2 separate regions of the Homo sapiens genome follow, and region 1 is linked to region 2. Evidence: chromatin contacts called from ENCODE Hi-C or POLR2A ChIA-PET data. All regions are on one chromosome and are shown on one strand. The core of a region is the stretch at or near the end of the contact, and the rest is flanking DNA. Distances in the headings are between cores, read along the strand shown. Region 1 overlaps LINC03099 (long intergenic non-protein coding RNA 3099). Region 2 has its middle 6.8 kb from the start of LINC01283.

What was found. A loop is a pair of places that touch in the nucleus more often than their neighbours do. ChIA-PET counts read pairs that join two places held with the same protein, here RNA polymerase II (POLR2A). Pooled maps may share reads with other maps.
Region 1: a loop to region 2 is called in a pooled map, with 5 times the contacts of the local background. The contact joins two enhancer-like sites. A Hi-C loop is called at or near these places in 6 of 50 pooled maps. POLR2A ChIA-PET finds 5 or more read pairs at or near these places in 3 of 52 experiments (WTC11 and activated T-cell).

Annotation. Positions count from the first base shown.
Region 1 is chrX:40,265,926-40,270,672 of GRCh38, reverse strand. All of the region lies in intron 1 of LINC03099 (long intergenic non-protein coding RNA 3099), which reads right to left. Among named protein-coding and RNA genes, the nearest start is that of LINC03099, 5.4 kb to the right of the region's middle. RefSeq lists enhancers at 2,663-2,712, 2,743-2,842. Within about 2 kb of position 3,497, at least 26 of the 41 ENCODE cell types and tissues checked have a DNase peak (open chromatin) inside an H3K27ac peak, as active enhancers do.
Region 2 is chrX:39,439,004-39,444,179 of GRCh38, reverse strand. No RefSeq gene overlaps it. Among named protein-coding and RNA genes, the nearest start is that of LINC01283, 6.8 kb to the right of the region's middle. RefSeq lists enhancers at 3,488-3,537, 3,628-3,907. Within about 2 kb of position 3,864, at least 4 of the 41 ENCODE cell types and tissues checked have a DNase peak (open chromatin) inside an H3K27ac peak, as active enhancers do.

The sequences.
Region 1 (4,747 bases), core at 2,248-4,747, 830 kb before region 2:
TTACACTGTGAAACCACGAGTTGAGGGGAGCGGGAGGGGGCACATTTCCTCTTTAAAAATGCTCAAAGTCTTTCAGCTGATGCTCAGAGCAGGGCTGGCCTAGGCAAGGGTTTGAAGTAGGAAAGGTCACTATTTGTCTTTTTTTTTTTTCTCCTTGAGACAGAGTTTCGCTCTGTCGCCCAAGCTGGAGTGCAATGGGGTGATCTCGGCTCACTGCAGCCTCCACCTCCTGAATTCAAGCAAGTCTCCTGCCTCAGCCTCCCAAGTAGCTGGGATCACAGGTGTGGGCGTGCACCACCACACCTGGCTAATTTTTGTATTTTTAGTACACCATGTTGGCCAGGCTGGTCTTGAACTCCTGACCTCAAGTGATCCACCCGCCTTGGCCTCCCAAAGTGCTGGGATTACAGGTTTGAGCCACTGCGCTCAGCCACTACTTGTCATTTATGCTCTATTCCCATCCCAGCCACCCACCCCTGCTTCTCCTGTCCCACAGCCTGGCCTCCTTGTGTCTCCAGCCTGGGATCGCTGCCTGTCTCTGCCCCAGACTATCCCTTACTCCTCCTATCAAAATGCTATCAGGTGGAGAGCAGTGGTTCATGCCTGTAATCCCAATACTTTGGGAGGCCGAGATGGGAGGATCACTTGAGCTCAGGAGTTTGAGACCACCTTGGGTCTCTACAAAAAAAAAAAATTATTTTAATTATCCAGGCATGGTGGAATGCACCTGTAGTCCCAGTTATTCTGCCCATATGGGTTGCATCTTCCATTTGAGAGCCTCTCACCCTAAGTCTCACAGTCACCAGTACCCTGGCTTCCAGGACAAACCTGGATGATTTCCCCCCAGGCTTAAAGGAAGACTAGAGACTTAAAGGAAGCTGGACTTTTATGAAAAACTCATTGTGGGTGGGGGGCCCAGAGACTTAAAGGAAGCTGGACTTTTATGAAAAACTCATTGTGGGTGGGGGGCCAAAAATTAACTAGGCATGAAGAACCTGGGAGATACCAGATTATTCTGGCTCACTAGGGCTTTACACTTATCTGGCCACAGCTGGGACATACTCCCTTCTCCCTGGACCGTGCAGTCTGGGCCCACCTCACCCCCAGTGTGGGCCACCTATTATGATGCCCCCCAAAATGGTGTCAATTCAAGAGTACCTGCTTCTCTAGGGTCTAGGCTTTGGGGGCCCAACTTATCACAACTTGAAGTTACTGTTTTAAAATTTATCTTATTTATTTGTTAATTGTGTCATCTGTTAACATGTTATAGCTCCATAGGACAATCACTGGCGGTCTTATTTACTGTTAAAGCACCAGCCCTAGCCCAGTAGTTGGAATATTTTGATTGCATGTATGGGTGGATAGCTGAGATGGATGCAAGGATGGAGGGATGGATGGATGGATGAACGGATGGGTGGATGGGTGGATGGGTGGATGGGTGGGTGGATGGATTGGCCCCCACATAGTACCAAGGTACTTCTCCTGTAAATACCACAAACCTAGACCAGCAGTTCTCAAACCTTTAGGTCTTGGGACTCCTTGACTTTTTTATTTATTATTGAGGACTCCAAAATGCTTTTGGTTATATTGGTCTTGTCAGTATTTCCCACATTAAAAATGAAAAAAGGAACATTTTTAATATTTATATATTAATTGATCTAAAAATAACAATTATGAATATATTACATGTGTGGTGGGCAGCCTCTAAGATGGTGCCCAGTAATTCCCACCTTCTGTCACCCACACCCTTGAGTAATTCCCTCCCCTTGAACGCTAGCTGGACTTACAGACTCACTCCTAATAGATCTATTGTCCTATAGGGATGTGGCTTCCAAAATTGGATTACAAAAAGACTGTGCCTTCTGTCTTGGGTGCCCTCTTTTCTCTCTCTAGGAGGAGCCAGCTGCCTTGTCACGAGGCAGCCCTGTGGAGAGGGCCTCGTGGCAAGAAACCCAGGCCTGCCAGCAGCCACATGAGTGAGTCTGGAGGTGGATCTTTCCCCGGCTGAGCTTTGAGATGCTCCTACCCCTGGAACACACCCTGATTAGTCTCCTAAGAGACCCTGAGCCAGAACCACCCAGCTAAGCTGCTCCCAGATTCCTGACCCACAGAAACTGTGTGAGATAATAAATGTCTGTTGTTTTCAGCCACTAAGTTTTGGGGGTAACTTGTTACACAGCAATGGATAAAATACATGGTAACATCGATAGCACAATTTTATTAAAAAATAACCGTATTTTCCAAAACAAACAAAAAAGTTTAGGGAGAAAAGTGGCATCGTTTTTACATTTTTGCAAACCTCTTTAATATCTGGCTTAATTGAAAACAGCTGCTTCCTCATAGGGGCTTGGGCATCCAATGCGTTGTGATACATTGTTTTGGTTGAAGAAAATCCAGCCTAATGGAGCTTTGCAGTTAGAAAAGGACAGTCTGAAAAGGGCTCAGGGAACCACAGGGATCCTCAGACCACACTTTGGGAACTGCTGACCTAGACAATCATAGACCCCAAAAGATTCTAATTCTAGGGCCCTCACTTCCCAATCTTGGTTTCCTGTTTGGGACCTTTGCCATTTCTCCAGGTGCCCAAGTGACTTAGTGGTGATGGAGGCCACCCAGGAGGTCTGGTCCCCTGCCAAAAAGGATAAGTCCTCTGAGGCCTAAAAGCAGAAGACACTGATGAACTAACCCTCAGTCTTGGCTGTGTCATGCCCAAGATGTCACACAGAGGGGAAAGGATGCCTCTGACATCCAAGGTGAAGGTTGAGGCATCTGGAGTCGGGGAGGGCAGGGGAGCTTGTTCTCTGCGCATTGACAGCTTCCGGGACACTGGGGTTTGCCAGATCCATGGGGATTTCCCCCTCTCCTTCCCTTTCCTGCGCGTGTCCCACTACCCCCAACCCCCGTGAAGTTTAGGGCCTGTTTTCAGCCGGAGCCGGTCTAATTTTCGCTGCCTAGTTGGTCAGAGAAACGCACGCAGCTGTAGCAAAGCATAAAAATAGCTTCCTCCGTGACCAATTTCTTCCCACTTCCCTTTCTCTCTCTCCATGCTCGCCTCCCCGTCCCCACCTTCTGTGGAAGCAGGAAGGTCCCTGGAGGGTGCCAGCACTATTGAGACATGCCATGCGCCCCAGCTTCCCTCCCAAACAACACATGTTCCTGATTCTATTTTGCCCTGGTCCCCCGCAGGCTCGCACAGGCTTCCCTGGGGACCGGGCGTTGTCAGATGGGTCCCCGCGGGCCCAGTGTCCGTCCACCTCGTTGGGCAGACTTCCTCTCCCGCGCACAGCCCCCCAGACATCTGCACGCCGAGTGCTCGCCAGCGGCACTGGGATCTGGGGTCCCAGCCTAGCCCGGAGCCAGCCAAAGGCCTGCCCGCGAGGGATCCGGATCTTCTGGCACCTTAGAGGTTAAATGGGAAGCCTCCAGCTGGAAGGAAAAAACGCCCCGGTGCTATGCGCGGAGGCTCCAGGCGGTGTCCCCAGCGTCCCGGGCTTCCTCTGCGCCGGGCGGCTGCGCGTCCCGGATGCGTCCGCGGCAGAAGATGGAATCCGAAAGTGGGCATTCGTCTTTCTAGTTTGGAAGCAGGGGAAGACAATCAAACCTGCAGCAGCTCAGCTCCCCAACGCGAAGGTCTAGCCAGCCTTGGGCAGGGGAGCGTTTCTAGAAATGTCTACACCCGGAGCCACCGGCGGGAACCAGGAGGGCGGGGTATGGCCCGCACCTGCCCTGCCTCTCTTCCCTGAGCCTTTGGGACCATGCGGGAGAGAGGACAGGCCACCTATCGTATTTCAGGAGTGGCTTGTAGGGTCCAAGGGCCGTTTGCCTCCCTCTACTGCAGTTTGGAAACAGAATAAACCGCCCCAGCAAAACCCGGCGAACTTGTCCAAACCACACAAAAGTTCAAACCACACAAACTCCAACTGGGCACCGACGCAGGACTGGCTTTATCTGTCCGCAGAGGGCTTTGCTCTGCCTCGCAATTGATTAGGGCTCCTGAAAACCACTGAAACAGTTTATCTCACCCACCCAGCCTCAAGCCCCCTGATGGGCTGGAGTGGAGCCTGGATTGTTCTGGCAGCCAACCCCAGACCAGCTTCCACCCAGCTTGGCGGCCCCCTGGGCCACCTGCCTGGTTCCTCACTCCACAGAGGGTCCCCATTTTGTGGCAGAAAATCGAATGACAGCAAGAGGGTGAGATGGGAAGATGAGGGAGTTGGATCTATGAGGGGAGAGAAGCATTCTGTCCACTGAACAGGGTGGGGGGGGCTTTCCAAGATCCCCCCTTTACTTTCACACCCTTTCTCCAGTTCTGTTCCTCTCCTTTCACGGCACCCAGCGCCCTTCTGCACGGGTGGCCCAGTCCTCCAAGCCCAGCCTTGTCTTTTGAACTTCTCCCCAAGCAACCTGTCCCTGTACAATTTACATCCTCTCAGTTGTTTTCTCTCGAAACTCTTAACTCAGGCGGCCAATGCCATGGCCATGAGAACATTCTTCACCACAGAAAGCAAGATCCTTTGTCAGCCTGTTCTTCATGGGAGGGGAAGGGAAGGTTTTGTAAATATCAAGTGGAGATTAACTGGGGGAGGAGTCAGGAATTAAACAACGTGCTTTTTTTTTTTTTTTTTTGAGACAGAGTCTTGCTTTGTCACCCAGGCTGGAGTGCAGTGGCACCATCTCTGCTCACTGCAACTTCCGCTTCCCGAGTTTAAGCGATTCTCCTGCCTCAGCCTCCCAAGTAGCTGAGATT
Region 2 (5,176 bases), core at 2,615-5,114:
TCACACTCACAGTGTCCCAGGACTCCTGGGCATGTCTTTTTCTCATCTCCCTCTATTCCCTCCCCTAAAGTGGCCCCATTCAGTCATGTGGTGTTGAATGGTATCTATGCACTCAGAACTCCCTGGTTCCTATCCACAGTGCATGCCTTCCCGATTGCTACTCAGCATTTCACCTCCACACCAAATAGCATCTCAGACTCAGCCAAGTTCCCATTATCTCCTTGCTTGAGCCCATTCTTCCTGGTCTTTGGAGTCTCAGTTTTGGCAGCTCCATTCTTCCAGTCGCTCAGGTCCAAAACCTTACATTCATCCTTCAGTTTTTCCTTTTGCCCATTCTTGCAGTAAATCCCACTGGCAGCACTTTAAAACAGAGATGCAGAACCTCGCCACTTGCCACCCTCTCTAGTCCCGCCTCACCCTCTCAAGCCTGGATCACTGAGGCAGCCTCTTGAGTGACTGCCCTAACAGCTTGTTCTTAACACGACAGCTAAAGTGCTCCCTTATTATTATATATTTTTTTCAGAGACAGGGGTCTTACTTTTGTTGCCCAGGCTGGTCTTGAACCTTGGCCTCAAGTGATCCTCCTGCCTCAGCCTCTAGAGAAGCTGTGACTACAAGCACAAGCCACCATTCTGGGCTTAAAATGCTCCTTGTAGAACATGAGTCAGACCGTGTCCCTCCACAGCTCACTACCTTCCAATGGCCCCCAGCTCATCCGAAGGAAAGCCAGTCATCACAGTGGCACACATGGCCCTACCCAATCTCCCCTTCCCCCATTGCCCCTGTGACTTCATTTCCTACCACCCTCCCCATTGTCCCCCTGCCTTAGTCATGACTGCTTCCTTGCCCTTCCCCCAACAGGCTAGGCACACATCTATCTGAGGGCCTTTGCCCTGGCCCTTTCCTCCTTCTTCTTCTTCAGGGCTTGACCCCAAAGTCACCTTCTAGTGACACCTTTCCAGACCTATTAAAGGCTGCAACCCTATTACTCTCTTCAACCCTCCCTAGCAACCTTCCTTGATTTGTTGCTATTCATAGCTCTTTACAACCTTGCTATATATTTTACTCCCCCACTAGAATGTAGGCTCCGTGAGGGCAAGAAATTGGGGCAGTTGGTTCACAACTGAATTTTTAATACCTAGAAGAAGGCCTGGAACAGTGATGTGCCTGATAACAATTTGTTGAGTACATAACATTAATTTTCTTGGGTCATAATCTATGCTGTTAGTGACCAGTGTATTTTTCTCTCCTTTCCTTTCTCTTTCCTTCCTTTCTTCCTCCTTTCTTCCTCCCTTCCTCTTCTTCTTTCTCGTCCTTCATCCTCTCTTCCTTTCCTCACATCTCCTCGCTTCCTCTTCTCCTTTTCTTTCTTAACTAAATAATGCTTACTCTACCTTCAATTTCTGTAGTGCCTTGTAGTTTGTAACACTCTTTCACACAATCTCATCCGATCTTGGCAATAACTGTGGGAGGCCAACTGGGCAAGCCCTTCTATCCTCCTATGATTGAGGGGTCAGCCTGAGGTGAAGGAAAATGAAGCAGGTGTTCTAGATGGCCCACAGTTGATTCTCTGGGCTCAGATGCTGGGCTGCTTACCTCCAGTTGTGGTTCATGGTTTCCAGTCCCCTAACAGCCTTTCAGCTCCAGTGACCACATCTCCCTGCTTCTCTGCCCTGGACATGCTCAGTTGAGCACAAGTGCAACTCAGAGGTACAGGGGGAGTTAATGTCCCCAGGGCAACCCTGAAACATGGGGGATGAGAGTTGGTAGATGTTGTGGATTGAATGTTTGTGTCCCTCTGAAATTTATATGTCAAAGCCTTAACCTCCAGTGTGATAGTATTTGGAGGTGGGGTCTTTGAGAGATGATTAGATTTAGATGAGGTCATGGGAATGGGGGTCCCCATGATGGTACTAATATCCCTATACGAAGAGGAAGAAATGAGACAGAGTTCTCTCTCTTTCTGTCATGTGAGGACACAGCGAGATTGCAGCTGTCTGCAAGCCAGGAAGAGAGCTCTCACTAACAACCGAATCTGTGGCATCTTGTTCTTGGACTTCTAGCTCCCAGAACTGTGAGAAATAAACACCTGTTTTTCAACCCATCCATTTCTTTGGTATTTGTTATGGCAGCCTGATGGACTAATACAGTAGGTAAATACCCAGTCTCCCTGTCCCCAGACGGGACAATTCTAAGGCATGTTGCACTGGGTTTCTGGAAGATTCTCTGGAGGGATTGAGCCCCAGCTGCCCACAGGGGTAATGTCCTCATTAACACCTCTTTTATTTGCTTCCCTCACTTCCCTGCCTCACTTCCCTGATTCCTTGCTGTGCTTCCTGGGATCACCTCCCAGTCAAACCACCTGCATCTAAGTCCTTTATGAGATACCTAACCTGATGCAGAAGGGGACACCAGGTTTTTCTGATGATACTGAGAGATGCTTCTGCGACCTTGGACAAGGGCTGCCAGATGTACAAATAAATACAGGACTCCCATTTACATGTGAATTTTAGATAAACAACAGATACATTTTTAGTGTAAGTTCTGTGCAATATTGGGGGCATACTTACACTAAAAATTGTTGTTTGGGCATATTTATACTAAAAAATCATTGTTTATTGGAAATCCAAATTTACCTGGGCATCTTGTATTTTCTCTGGCAACCTGAATCATGGCTGGAAAGAAGGGTGAACTAATTAGGAAACTGGAAATGATTACAAAGTCCTGGATTTTGTGTCATTCTGGACTGGATAAGGCAGATTTGTGAGCCTTTTAACCTTTATCATACCTAATCTGGGAGTGGTTTGCACCCCATCATCCTCTTGGGCACCCTATACAGCTAACTGCATGTGAGGACAGTCGGGGAGAAACATCACTCAAGGAGGTTAAGGAAATGACCACAACCCAGGGGTCTGTTCCCTGAGGTGAAAACCCTAGTGGCCTTCAAGGCTGTAGTCATACATTTCCCAGGTAGCCTTAGAAGGAGTAGCAGTACAGAGTGCCAACAGCAGAAAATGGAAAGTCTTAATCACATTCCTTTCTTTGGCTACCATCAGCATGACAGCAGTAAAATTGTGTTTCAGCAGCAGGGGGCCCAGCCAACCTGCTACTGGTCACTTCCCCACAGGGCCTGGGACTGAGGACTGCATGAGTGCTGGATACTAACTCCATGCCTCACCTTACTCTAAGCATGTCACAGAGATTAGCACATTTAATACAGCAACAACTCAAGGAGAGAGGTAGAACCTCAGATGAGGAAACTGAAGCACATTAAATCACTCAGCTCTGAGATGGGAGATCTGGCATCCAGACCCAAGCAGTGTGACATGGGTGATGTCACTTCTAGTCACTGTAACACACTCCTCAGAACTGTTCCTGGGACCATGAAATAGTGCATGTAAAGGACCCAGCCCAAAGTCACTGCCCAGGTGGAGTCTGAAGGTGTCCATTCCAGATATCGTCATTATTTTAATATTACTCTTATCCCCATCTTCTCTTGAGCCCTGAAAATGGCAGTCAGCCCTAGTGATGGTGACTGTAGAGAGACCAGGCTGGTCTGTCTTCCCGAGGGCTGCTGGGCAGCCCAGATAAACTTTTCAATCCCTTAATCCCCTTCACCGAGACTGCAGTCACCTCCTGCCTCCATCTTGCAGGCCATGAGTTTATCGCACAGTCAGAAATAGCTGCCAGGTCCCCTGGAAAACAAGCCTGCAAAAGAAGCCTGTGAAGCACAAGCTCCAGGCAGGAGCAAACCAAACAACAACCTGCACTGCGGTCAGGCAAAAAAGCCCCTCTGTGTTTGTTATCAATGCTGACCGGGTGCTGGGATGGTTTTGGTTTTGGTTTTCTTTTAACAGTGGCTTAGCTGTTTTTATAAGAGCTGAATTCTGATGCTAGGCCAGGCAGCTAAAGTAGAATCCACCCAATATTCCCCCTCCTTTTACAACTAGCCATAGGGAAGTCCTGAATTTGGGCTCCAGATCTCCCAGCTTTCAGGATACACTCATCTGGCCTCTGCCTTGCCCTCATCTTAAGTCCTAGAGTGTTGCTAACAGGGGCAAGATAAGGACACCGACAGGGTGGGCGCCTCTATATGCTGTCGGTGCCCCGCCCTGTTCCCTCAGCCTGTTCAGGCTGACTCCTAACTGCCAGTGTGTGTGTCTCTTTGCCTGATGGCTTTCTAGAAACTGTGGACCACCACACTGCCCGTGCACATGAAAGAATTACATGACTATTGCAAGCTAGTGTATAAACAGCCCAGCTCCATGAATGAGATAACTTGGATAAGGTTGTGCGTTCTCCACCAGTGCTACTTGAAGTGTGGTCTCCAGGCCCTTGACAAGCTGTGAAATGTTTATTGCTTGTACATTTCAAGGTACATACACAAATGGAAAGTTGGCGTTTACGAACGTTTATAGCAATTTGACATTGCTGTGACATTTTAATTGTATTTTTACAAAAGTATCCACTTATAATGGATTGATAACAACAGCAGACAACCTGGTACTTTCCCCAGACAGCTTGAGAAGCACTGGTCTCTCTAGTTCCTAGTTTCCCCAGTGGGATTAAACTCCAGTTGCCCACCGTGCCAGCCAACTTGATAATGCACCTTTGACTGGCTCCCTTTCGTTACCTGTCTCATTTTCCTACTCCGCTACCAGTGTTTCTTGCATTTCTCAAATAAACTATTTGCATTCATTTCTTTGTTTTGGGGTCGGCTTCTGGGGCAACCCAAACTCAGACACCCTCCCTTGTAAAAGGCTGCCCACGCTGCCATCTGCTGCCTGGGGCATGTCACTGGTGGCTCCTTCATTTTTTCCCCAAGGAATTAGGTAGCCCATTAAGGATGATAAATTTATCTGCCCACCTCTGCATTTCTTCCAGCATCCATGGCCTAAGGTCATGAAGTCACTGCCCTCGGCGTTCTTTGCTTTTTCAGAATGACACACTGGCTGGAGCTGACAGAAAACACACTTTCAGACAGTTGGCAGCCAAGAATCATCAATATTCTGCTTAATATTGAATGCCCCCCACTGCCTTTCTAAGATGGGCTCTTACAGGGCAATGTGGCTTCAAGATAAAGGTCTGAAGCATGCCCTGGGCAGCAGATAGTGGCATGGGTAGCCTTATACAAGAAAGGGTGTTTGACTTTGGGTTGCCCCAGAGGCCAAAGTTG